4 separate regions of the Homo sapiens genome follow, and regions 1, 3 and 4 are each linked to region 2. Evidence: chromatin contacts called from ENCODE Hi-C or POLR2A ChIA-PET data. All regions are on one chromosome and are shown on one strand. Each heading gives the region's core, a stretch centred on a gene start or an enhancer-like site at or near the end of the contact. The rest is flanking DNA. Distances are from core to core; before and after follow the strand shown.

Region 1 (2,700 bases), core at 175-2,674, 180 kb before region 2:
TACCACCATCCCTCTTCCACAGTAAAAACATAAGCTACAATGCATACAATGATGCCTAGTAAGTAAGTTTCTTCCTTTCATCATCTATGCTAAGAATACACAACTAAAATCAGAGCTAATGACAATACAATTACTAGGTAGTAGCAACTGGAATATTAAATTCTATCATGACAACACCAGAAACACTTGTACAAGCTTCTTCAAATGATCAATGTAATCTGTCCACAAAAATCTCTGACAAGCCCCAAAGTAGAAATGAAAGACGTTAACATTAGGATAAGGAGCGATGCTGCCAAAACACATCAACAGTGGCCAGTCTACGTGTATTATTAGATTTTTACATGGAGTTGCAGGTAAATAAAAGATGATTGTGTAAAATCTTCTGGAGGTCATAAGTAATCTAGCAGTGTGACACAGGGCCACATATGGTTTCTGGAATTTTAGAGATTAAGTCGACCTTCACGTTTTACTGCAAATACCTCCACTGTAATAAGATATAGAGGTCGGGGTTCAGGGGTTTGGAAAGGCAGACAACTCTTTTTCATTAAAGCAGTGAAAAATCTGAGAAGTTCCTCTCCAAGGGCTCTGCGGAGCGAAGGCCCATTCCCTTGGCTACCCTGTACCACCAGAGCTTTAGATGGCACTTGCACGCCTGGATTTCGTTTAGGAGCGAATACATCTAGCATCATGCGCCAGAGGTTCGGGAGAGCAAAAACCAAACTGACAGATCCTGAGAAATAGCTCAGTCATCAGCAGGGAAGACCTTCTCCACTTACTCCAAGGTCCTGGACATCCCGGGACTAAGAGGTTCTCTAAAGAAGCCTAGCAAGGCTTCCAAGTACGCGGAGAGGAGAACGAACAGCCCGGTGTCTGGGTTCAATGTCCGGGTGACCAACCATGAGAAGGTGTCCCAAATAACCTGGCTACCGCCAGCGTGAGACATCCAGGGTGAGACATCCAGTCAGCAGCGTCCTAAAACACTGCTGGAAGTCGGAATCACAGTGCCCCAGATCCGCAATGCCTAAGTGGGAGAGCTCCGGAAGACGCCAAGCTCTGAGGACAGCCTCAGGCTTCGGTCCCCAATTCCCTGAGTTAGTTTACCTACCCGCTCCGACCCCGGCTGCTCCGGATCTCAGGATCCTGGAAGCTGCTCCTTACGGACTCTCACACCCGCCGCTGGGCTCCAGACAACCGGAACCCGCTCACGTCACTTCCGGTCCGGTCCCTCTGCCCCCTGAGACAGCCTCCAGAAGGGATACGTTCCTCCCTCCTTTCGGCGAGCTCGGTTGATCCTCGCGGGATTTCAGTTAGGCTCTTAGTGCGGGCCCTGTGGGTGTGGCAAGAGGAAGAATGACTGCTCGCTTTGTGATTCTTGATCCGGAACTTGTCACCCAGGAACCCCGGAAGAGGTAGCTCACGCGATAGAAACGTGTTCGCTGCCCAGAAGAAGGGAAGGCGCGAGTGAGGAAAGGAGGTACTGTAGGTAGGTTGGTTGGCTCCTTACAGGGCGAAGGAGACCAATATCATTATTCATTTTCTCGCCAGTAGGAACGTTTCTTTTCACCTCGTTGCATTACCCACCTTCTTCATTTTCTCCTTTATAAACTGTCTTCCGCCCAGGGGCCGCTGAGCCCTCTGTTCCTGTTCTGCGAACCGTCCTTTGGAGGAAAGGAACAGGCTGCTGGGGAGGGGAAGACTCAGAATTTCTAGTTCCCAGCAAAGCCTCCAGGCAGGCAGTATCGATGCGCTCTCTCCGAAATTGATAAAATAGCGAGCAGGCCTCATACCCTCAGCTGGGCACTTATGAATATCCCCAGCGTTTCGAGCTGTCGAGCTCTGCGTGGAAAGAATTGGTTTCTAAGAATATAGTCGAAAATTTGGGGCCGGGCGCGGTGGCTGACGCCTGTAATCCCAGCACTTTGGGAGGCTGATGTGGGCGGATCACCTGAGGTCAGAAGTTCGAGACCATCCTGGCCAACATGGCGAAAACCCATCTATACTAAAAATACAAAAATTAGCCGGCGTGGTGGCGCGTGCCTGTAATCCCAGCTACTCGGGAGGCTGAGGCAGGAGAATGACTTGAACTCGGGAGGCGGAGGTTGCAGTGAGCCGATATCGCTCCATTGCTCTCCAGCCTGGGCGACAGAGTGAGACTTCGTCTCAGAAAAAAAAAAAAAAGAAAGAAAAAATTTCCCCCCTTTTTCACACAAAGAGATTAACTAGAGAGGTATTAATCCTTACTGACATACCCCAGGCACCATACTAGACTCTGGGAATATGTTATACAGGGAAAGTGGGGCAGTGGCTTAAGGGTCAGAGAAGATTTGGGAAAGGTTTGTTTGTTTTTTTCGGTTGTAAACTGCAGACCCGGCGCGGTGGCTCAGCCTGTAATCCAACACTTTGGGAGGCTGAGACAGGAGGATTGCTTGAGCCCAGGAGTTTGAGAACAGCCTGGGCCACATAGGGGGCCACATAGTGAGACCCTGTCTCTTAAAAAAAGATTAACGGGTGGAGCATGGTGCAGAAGGAGGTAATGGGATCAAGAGCACTACTGAAATGGGTTTACTGAGGCAGGGGAATTAGAAGGCACCAAGAAGAAGATTTTATAGGATGTACTTATTTTGTTCTGCTGTCATTGCCCAGAATTATTTATGAGACAAAGAATGGTTATTTGTTTTACCTTAGTCTTAGGCACTAGGC
Region 2 (2,700 bases), core at 11-2,510:
ATGACGGACATGAGTGCCCTCCTGGGGCTGAGATTTGTTTTAGGGGCTGGAAGGTTGGTATCTGTTGGGAGATGAAGGATATAGAAGTAAGGAGTTAGGCAGGTTCTGACAGACACAAGGAAAGATTTTACTATGCAAGTTGAATAGCATGTATTTTGATCAGCTCAATTCTGAAGCTATAAAGTACAATAAAGGAGATGTTTAAAAAATAAGAGGCCAGGTGTGATGGCTCACACCTGTAATCCCAGCACTTTGGGAGGCTGAGGTGGGTGGATCACTTGAGCCCGGGAGTTTGAGATCAGCCTAGGCAACACGGCGAAACCCCGTTTCTACCAAAAATACAAAAAAATTAGGCAGGCATGGTGGCGCATGCTTGTAGTCCCAGCTGCTCTGGAGGCTGAAGTGGGAGGATCGCTTGAGCCTGGGAGGCCAATGGTGCAGTGGGCTGTAATCATGCCACTGCACTCCAGCCTGGTCAACAAAGTGAGAACCTGTCTCAAAAAAAAAAAAAAAGTGGAAGAATCCACATCTAATTTGAAACACCCAGAGCTGTGGGAATATGATAACCAGAGCACAAGAGGTACAATATTGGGGCACTTAGATAAGGGTAATTTGTATTATTGATTTGTATTCATCTCTAAGATGTGCCTCTCACTGTGAAGTTCCATGGATAAAGATTTGGCTTCAGTTTCTGTCTGGAAACCTGGCACCATTTACTTACAAATTAAAAATACAAGTGAATCATTTACATATCTCCTAGAAACCAAAGAGTTTGTATGTTATACCTCAAGTAATTTGGATAATGCCGTGGGTTGTGTTTTTTTCTTTTTTTAAATTCTAATTAAGCCGTCCATCACTTCAAGGTGATAATTTTCTCAAGTATGCTCTTCTTAAAACGATTGCATTTTATTTAGTATCTTACAGCGTGAAGAATTTTGACTCCTAGGGAAAATCTCATGTAAGTGATCATCTGTTATCTTGAGGGGAGGAGGATGGGGAGGAGTCTTTTCTGATCCTCTTCTTTTGAAAGCTATCACCCTCCCACTCTATGGGATTTAGGTGGGTCTGTCAGATACATGGGTTTAAATCCAGAACCTGCTTGATTCCCAACTTCTGTATCCTTTCTCTCCCCACAGATACCAACCATCTGGCCCTAAAACAAATCTCATCAGTTTATGAACCAGGCAGCCCAATCACAGTGCCTAATTCTCCCTATCACACAATTGGTCAAGGAGGGAGCAAGTGACATAATCTAAATTCTTTCCAAAGATGGATGCAAATGCTGGGAAAGCAAGAGTTGAATTGCTAGCCATGAGGAAAACGTAAGCCTGAGCTGTTTGCTGGCCATCTTTGCTTCCACATGGGGATGGCCTGCCTGGAAATGAAGCCACACAGAGAAAACAGAAGAGCAGTGAAGAGAAGGGTAAAAGGAGAGATCCCATGACATGATTTGCACTCTTAGATCCAGTTATGCCTGATGCAGGACCCACCCCTTGGACTTCCCATTTCCAGGAGCTAAAACTAGACTGAGTTGAGTTTCTGTCACTGACAGTTGACAGAAAATATCAACAATCCAGCCACATGGAGCCTCATGGCAGTACCACTAACCCTGGTCACCACATGAATACTGACCAGAGGTAAGCATTATTCGTTTCTGCTTTGTTGGAGGAACATTTGAGAATCTATTTTGTGTTATGTAATCTTACTTTTTGCCTCCAATGTCTACTTGTTGCAATTGCATGCAATGAAGGAACACAAAATAGACTGAATAATAAATGGGTTTTATTTTAATTGAGCACCAAGGAGTTAATATCAAGCCACAAAACTTTAGACGTTAACTTGCTTTGCTAATCATTTTTGATGACAATATTTTGAAAGAATTTAGTTCACATATGTGCTTGCAAATAAGGTGTAATCTTGCAAGATATTCAAGATTGCTCTGTCACTGGGGGTGAATGAAAAAGGTTTCTCTGTATCACTGGACATTTGAAAGAATGTATAAAAAGTGCAGGATGACTCCTTACTGGAATATAATGTTTCCAACTTTGCTATTCTAAAGTTCAAAGCCAATCTGACTCTTGATCCTTGAGTATGTGTTTTTTCTCCTCTCCAGAGGCTTTGAAGATCCCTTTGTCTCTGATGTTCTGAAGTTTCACAATCGTGTGTGTTGGCATGAGTCTTTCCCCATTCTTGTTCTGAGTGGATCCTTACACTCTGAAAATTGATTTCTTGCAGAACTATTTATTGATGGCCTACTGTGTGTCTGGTTCTATTCTACGCAATGATCAAACATACAAAATCCTTGCCATGCAGGATTTCACATTATAGGCAGGTATTGGACATTCTGCAGTGATCCAATAGGTTCCTTATTTTTTTTCTCTTCAATTTCCACTTTCTTGTCTTTTTTTTCTTCTTTCTAAAAGAGTCTTCAATTTCATCTTCCAATTCCTTTATTAAAGTTTTTGCTCCTGCTATATGTTCAATTTCCAAGGGCTCTGTATTATTTCATAAGTGCGTATCTTCTCTTATCTCTCTGAAGACGTCTTTAACAGTTTTATTATTTATTTATTTTACTTCTTGCATTATCTCAATACCTCTACATTTTGTTGTCCTGTTTATTTGTTTTGGTCTCTGTTTTTTAATGATAAAAACTTTCTTTCTCACTTGTATGTAGGGGGCTACAGAACTAAGAATGTACTG
Region 3 (2,700 bases), core at 78-2,577, 230 kb before region 2:
CACTTTGAGAGGCCGAGGCAGCAGGATCACTTGAGCCCAGGAGTTCGAGACTAGCTCGGACAACACAGTGAGATTCCGTCTCTACTAAGAAAAAATATTAGCCCAGTGTGGTGGCATATGCCTGTAGTCCCAGCTACTTGGGAGGCTGAGATGGGAGGACCACTCGAGCCCAGGAGTTCAAGGTTGCAGTGAGCTATGATCATGCCACTGCACTCCAGCCTGAGCGACAGAGCAAGACCCTGTCTCAAAAAAAAAAAAAACCAAAAACCAAAACAAAAAACAAAGAAACAAACTGTCAAAAAGCAGTAACCGGGGCATGCATTAATGTGGATTTCAGTTTTCTAAATCTGTTGGTAAATTACTGTTGGTAACTTCTATCTCTTCCTTTGTTTAACAAAAAGCCTAATAATGCTTGTTACCTAGGTCACAGGGTAGAAATATGAGATTATACTATAAAAGTGCAAATATAAAATTGCTGGCCAAAACAAAAGAAATATGAACTCTATAGTATTAGTTCATGCTCCAAGTTATAAGGTACTGTCTTTGAAGCTATTTTTATTATATTGAATTAATCCATATTAAAAGGCATGTTTGGCCAGGTGTGGTGGCTCACGCCTGTAATCCCAGCAGTTTGGGAGGCTGAGGCGGGCAGATCACTTGAGGTCAGGAGTTCGAGACCAGCCTGGCCAACATTGTGAAACTCCTGTCTCTACTAAAAATACAAAAAATTAGCCGGGTGTGGTGGCGCATGCTTGTAGTCCCAACTATTCGGGAGGGTGAGGCAGGAGAATCGCTTGAACGTGGGAGATGGAGTTTGCCGTGAGCCAAGATCGCGCCATTGCACTCCAGCCTGGGAGACAGAGTGAGTCTCCGTCTAAAAAAAAAAGAAAAAGAAAAAGAAAAAGAAGGCATGTTTCACCTTTGTTCTCTAGACCCAAGCAACTTTTGATCATACAGTTGACTTAAGTATTCAAGAGAAATGAACTACATATTTATGAGAGCTGTTAAAAAAGGGCGGGGGGGGCTAGTATAAATTGTTTAAAATGTATGCTCAACAACAAATTTAAGCTAAACTAAATTTTCTTGGCTTTCATTTAAGCATACATTAATAAACTTAAGGGCAGGAAGTTACCCAGTCTGTGCATACCCCTTTTCCTTGGCAAAAACCCAGCCTGATGTCCTGAAGACCTTGGTTTCTTCTTTTGATGTGGTGATGCTCAGCAGAGTTAATATATGAGTCATTCCTTAGGGAAAGACAGGGAGAAGAGCTTTCATGCCTTCATCAAACAAAAGGCAAATAGATTTTTTTCTAAGAAGGGTCTGTTGGTCTTCCTGAAACAGCACTGAGTCACTGCATGCTTATAGCCATAGTTATAAGCATCTGGTATCAAGTCACACCACAGCCTTAACTTTTGGTAATTTCTTTTTTGTCTTAAAAGGAGGATAGACAAATGAGCAATAAAGCAATAGTCAGAAGTCAAGCTGAATTGATAGGGAAGAAGCTGGCTAACAATTTTTTAAAAAAAGAATGATTCCACTTTATGGTATTAACTACTACAATATTTCACTTACTGAAACTATTTCACTATTTTATTTCAACCCATATGAATGCAGTTTTCCAAATAATATTTACTTTTAGCAATAGCCAAGAGTCAAAAAGTATCAGAAATGTCTATACTAAGGAAAAAACAGCTTTTAAAAAGTGCAGAATACTATACAGTACTTCCTCCTTAGGGTGCCATATACAGAGGAGGTCATAAATATGAAAAAGCAATTAAGATGTCAGATTTTTTAAATGTATAATTTTTTTTGTTTTCTTTTTAGTCATCAATTGACCTGTACTTCAGGGTAAATGTACAATTTTTAACACATATTTTAATAATGAAATAATCCCAAACTTTAAAGCAGAAACAGGCTCTGAATCTTACACAGGGGCACGTATCTCACAATTTTCTTTGTATCTAATTTATAACAAAAAGTACTTTTTTTCTATAAAAATGGTCATATGAAACAAAATGGCTCACAGATATCATTCAAAGGATAACACCTTGATGTTACAGCTTCTAATAAAACCTGATCTATTCTACAATGTAACTGAATAGTTCCCAACTTTTCTACTTCCAAACTGCTTCTAGAAAGTAAAACTAACACTTTAAACATGAGAAAATCCAATGGTTAAAATATATGGCAAACAGAAAAATTGTAAAATATATTCAGCCTTCTACTTATAGCTAAATATTTGGGTATGTTTTTAAATTATAAAATGATTGTCGATCGTTTTTCTTCTCTTTACAGTTCTTTGTCTAGAAGCTGGGCTTAACTGAAAGGGATATGGGGCTTTGTGAAGTCTTTTGCCAGGAAACTGCTCCACCTAGTGTCAAAAATTGTACATACATCACATTATATAGGAGAGTAAATTGTAGCCCATGGACTCCTTTGCTATTAAGAACAGGCTTTATAAATCCTTAATGTTACATACAGTTTACAAATGGTTCTTTAATCATCTTTTTGTCTTGTAACTTGATGAATCATAATGTACATGCATATAAGGAGCATGTCCAGAATACATTTCTCATAATCAAGTACCAAAGTTCCTGTTTTTGTTAACCTGGTTAATTACAGAATTATGAATCATATTTCTATTAGTGGGAAATAATTACAAGGTGGCTAATGAAATAACCCCATCACTTCTCCTAATTG
Region 4 (2,700 bases), core at 188-2,687, 200 kb before region 2:
CATTTTACCTTTTTACAGTTTTCTTTCATATTCCCTTTAACATTATTATATAAAAATAGAATATACTACAAAAGATGCTGCAACTGTTGATACATAAATCTAAGATCATAGACCAGTTTTATTTAGGAAACAATTCTACTGAATAAAATGATATGGGCAAAAAAAAAAACCAAACTTGAAATGTTTAAGATAGTTAAATGTACTTTATTTATAACATGCTTCATTTCATACTACAGGTATCAGTGCTTTTACTTTAATGTAATACAACATATAAAAACCAGATTGCCTGTGATTGTATCATTCTTCAGGTGTTAGTAAAGCAAAACTTTCTACTCAAAAAGCACATCACTTCAATAAAAGGCTAAAATGCTGAGTCCTTAATACAATAAATGCTGAGTCCTTAATACAATATTAAAACTTGCCCAGACACTTATAAAAAGACAACTGGGGCCGGGTGCAGTGGCTCATGCCTATAATCCCAGCACTTTGGGAGACCAAGGCAGGATGATCACTTGAGGTCAGGAGTTTGAGCCCAGCCTGGACTACACAGTGAGATCCCATCCTACATAAGATAAATAAATTAGCCAGGAGTGATGACCCATGCCTGTAGTTCTAGTTGCTCAGGAGGCTGAGGTGGGAGGATTGCTTGGGCTCAGGAGTGAAAGGCTACACTGAGGTATGATTGTACCACTGCATTACAGCCTGGGCAAAAGGGAGACCCTGCTTCAAAAAAAAAAAGAAAGTGAAAATAAATACAACCCACAGGAGAAAGTATTTACAAATCACATATATTTCATAAGAAGCGTGTATCGGGCCTGCAAACTCTTACAACTCAGTAATAAAAAGCAAATAATCCAATTAATAAACGGACAGAGGAGCTGCACAGATATTTCTCCAAAGATACACAAATTGCTAATAAGCACATAAAAAGATGTCTAACATCTTTAGCCATCAAGGAAATGCAAATTAAACCACAATGAGATACAATCTCATACCTGTTAGGATGGTTATAGTAAAAGACAGATAATAGACCAGGCGCAGTGGCTCACGCCTGTAATCCCAGCACTTTGGGAGGCCAAGGCAGGCAGATAGTGAGGTCAGGAGTTCAAGACTAGCCTGCGCAACATGGTGAAACCCCGTCTCTACTAAAAATACAAAAATTAGCCTGGCGTGGTGGTGGGTGGCTGTAATCCCAGCTACTCGGGAGGCTGAGGCAGGAGAATCGCTTGGACCCCCGAGGCGGAGGTTGCAGTGAGCCAAGATCGTGCCATTGCGCTCCAGCCTGGGTGACAGGAACAAGACTCTGTCTCAAAAAAAAAAAAAAAAGAAACAAAAAAAAGATAATAATAACAAGTGTTAGTGAGGATGTGGAGAAATCGGAACTGCTGGTGGGAATGCAAAAGAGTTCAGCTGCTTTGGAAAACAATCTGTCAGTTCCTCAAAAGGTAAAATACAGTTACCATATGACTCAGCAATTCAGGAATGTTCATAGTGACACTGTTAACAGACCAAAGGTTTTTTTTTTTTTTTTTTTGAGATGGAGTCTCTGTCGCTCAGGCTGGAGTGCAGTGGCATGATCTTGGCTCACTGCAACCTCTGCCTCCCGAGTTCAAGTGGTTCTCCTGCCTCAGCCTCCCAGGTAACTGGGATTACAGGTGCCCGCCACCATGCCTGGCTAATTTTTGTATTTTTAGTAGAGACGGGGTTTCACCATGTTGGTTAGGCTGGTCTTGTACTCCTGACCTTGTGATCTGCCTGCCTCGGCCTCACAAAGTGCTGGGATTACAGGCGTGAGCCACTGCGCCCAGCCTATAACCCAAATGTCTTATCAACTGATGAATGGATATAGGAAATACGGTATATGGTATACCCAAACAATGAAATATTAGCCATAAAAAGAAATAAAGTAGTAATACATACTACTGCATCAATGGAGTCTGAAAATATGCTAAGTGAAAGAAGTCAGTCACAAAAGACTACTTGTTATGATTCCCATTTATATGAAATTTCCAGAATATGCATATCCATGATAACAGAAAGTGGATTAGCAGATGAGCTGGAGAAAAATGGGGAGTAGCTGCCAATGAGTTGTGAGTTTTTTTCTGGGGTGATGATAATGTTCTAAAATTGTTTTGATAGTTGCATAGATGTGAATATACCGTTTAAATGGGTGAATTATATGATATGTGAATTATGTTTCAATAAAGCTGTTTAAGAATAGTCACCAGCAGGAACTATCCAAACTTCCAAATATTCATAGGAAATATATGTTATGAATACATATGAATAATATATTCATAGATTATAAATAAATAAATAAATAAATAATCTCATTTATTCATTCATTCATTTAGTTATGTTGCCCAGGCTGGTCTCGAACTCCTGGCCTGAAGCGATCCTCCTGCCCCAGCTTCCCAAAGTGGTGGGATTCCAGGCATGAGCCACTACCCACGCGTCTCTATATTTAATAGAAGACCCAAGAGTATTAGGAGTATTCTCATGGCCAAGTGGCTCAAATTTTTATATTTTATGAGCGGATTCAGTGACAATTTAGAATTCAAAGTCAGATATATGAGTTAGGGGGTTATATTATTAAGAAAGAAAATTCATGAAGTCACTTGATAAGATGCTTGTATAAGGTTTGTTTACCTATTCACTGAACAAATACTAACTGAACACTTTGTATGTGCCAAGAGTCAT

The links. A loop is a pair of places that touch in the nucleus more often than their neighbours do. ChIA-PET counts read pairs that join two places held with the same protein, here RNA polymerase II (POLR2A). Pooled maps may share reads with other maps.
Region 1: a loop to region 2 is called in a map of endothelial cell of umbilical vein, with 2.2 times the contacts of the local background. The contact joins the promoter of PTRH2 here to the promoter of LINC01476 in region 2. A Hi-C loop is called at or near these places in 2 of 168 maps with a recorded cell type or tissue (Caco-2 and endothelial cell of umbilical vein), 6 of 37 single-sample maps with no recorded cell type and 11 of 50 pooled maps. POLR2A ChIA-PET finds 5 or more read pairs at or near these places in 3 of 52 experiments (HepG2, OCI-LY7 and activated naive CD4-positive, alpha-beta T cell).
Region 3: a map with no recorded cell type shows a loop between it and region 2 (4-fold over the local background). The contact joins the enhancer-like site here to the promoter of LINC01476 in region 2. A Hi-C loop is called at or near these places in 2 of 168 maps with a recorded cell type or tissue (K562 and OCI-LY7), 9 of 37 single-sample maps with no recorded cell type and 13 of 50 pooled maps. POLR2A ChIA-PET finds 5 or more read pairs at or near these places in 3 of 52 experiments (HCT116, WTC11 and activated CD8-positive, alpha-beta memory T cell).
Region 4: a loop to region 2 is called in a map with no recorded cell type, with 2.5 times the contacts of the local background. The contact joins the enhancer-like site here to the promoter of LINC01476 in region 2. A Hi-C loop is called at or near these places in 2 of 168 maps with a recorded cell type or tissue (K562 and OCI-LY7), 7 of 37 single-sample maps with no recorded cell type and 9 of 50 pooled maps. POLR2A ChIA-PET finds 5 or more read pairs at or near these places in 3 of 52 experiments (CD8-positive, alpha-beta T cell, H1 and WTC11).

What each region holds. Positions count from the first base shown.
Region 1 is chr17:59,706,154-59,708,853 of GRCh38, reverse strand. It overlaps PTRH2 (peptidyl-tRNA hydrolase 2), which reads left to right and starts at 1,424. Exons shown (of 2, transcript NM_016077.5): 1 at 1,424-1,483. VMP1 (vacuole membrane protein 1) reads right to left here and starts at 1,200. Exons shown (of 12, transcript NM_030938.5): 1 at 1,106-1,200. RefSeq lists enhancers at 1,095-1,154, 955-1,610.
Region 2 is chr17:59,525,417-59,528,116 of GRCh38, reverse strand. It overlaps LINC01476 (long intergenic non-protein coding RNA 1476), which reads left to right and starts at 1,260. Exons shown (of 3, transcript NR_110813.1): 1 at 1,260-1,637.
Region 3 is chr17:59,753,303-59,756,002 of GRCh38, reverse strand. The region is part of intron 5 of VMP1 (vacuole membrane protein 1); the gene reads right to left. Among named protein-coding and RNA genes, the nearest start is that of VMP1, 47 kb to the right of the region's middle. RefSeq lists enhancers at 908-1,750, 594-1,793. Within about 2 kb of position 1,327, at least 10 of the 41 ENCODE cell types and tissues checked have a DNase peak (open chromatin) inside an H3K27ac peak, as active enhancers do; they include HCT116, where a contact is called at or near this core.
Region 4 is chr17:59,728,313-59,731,012 of GRCh38, reverse strand. All of the region lies in intron 1 of VMP1 (vacuole membrane protein 1), which reads right to left. Among named protein-coding and RNA genes, the nearest start is that of VMP1, 22 kb to the right of the region's middle. Within about 2 kb of position 1,437, at least 3 of the 41 ENCODE cell types and tissues checked have a DNase peak (open chromatin) inside an H3K27ac peak, as active enhancers do.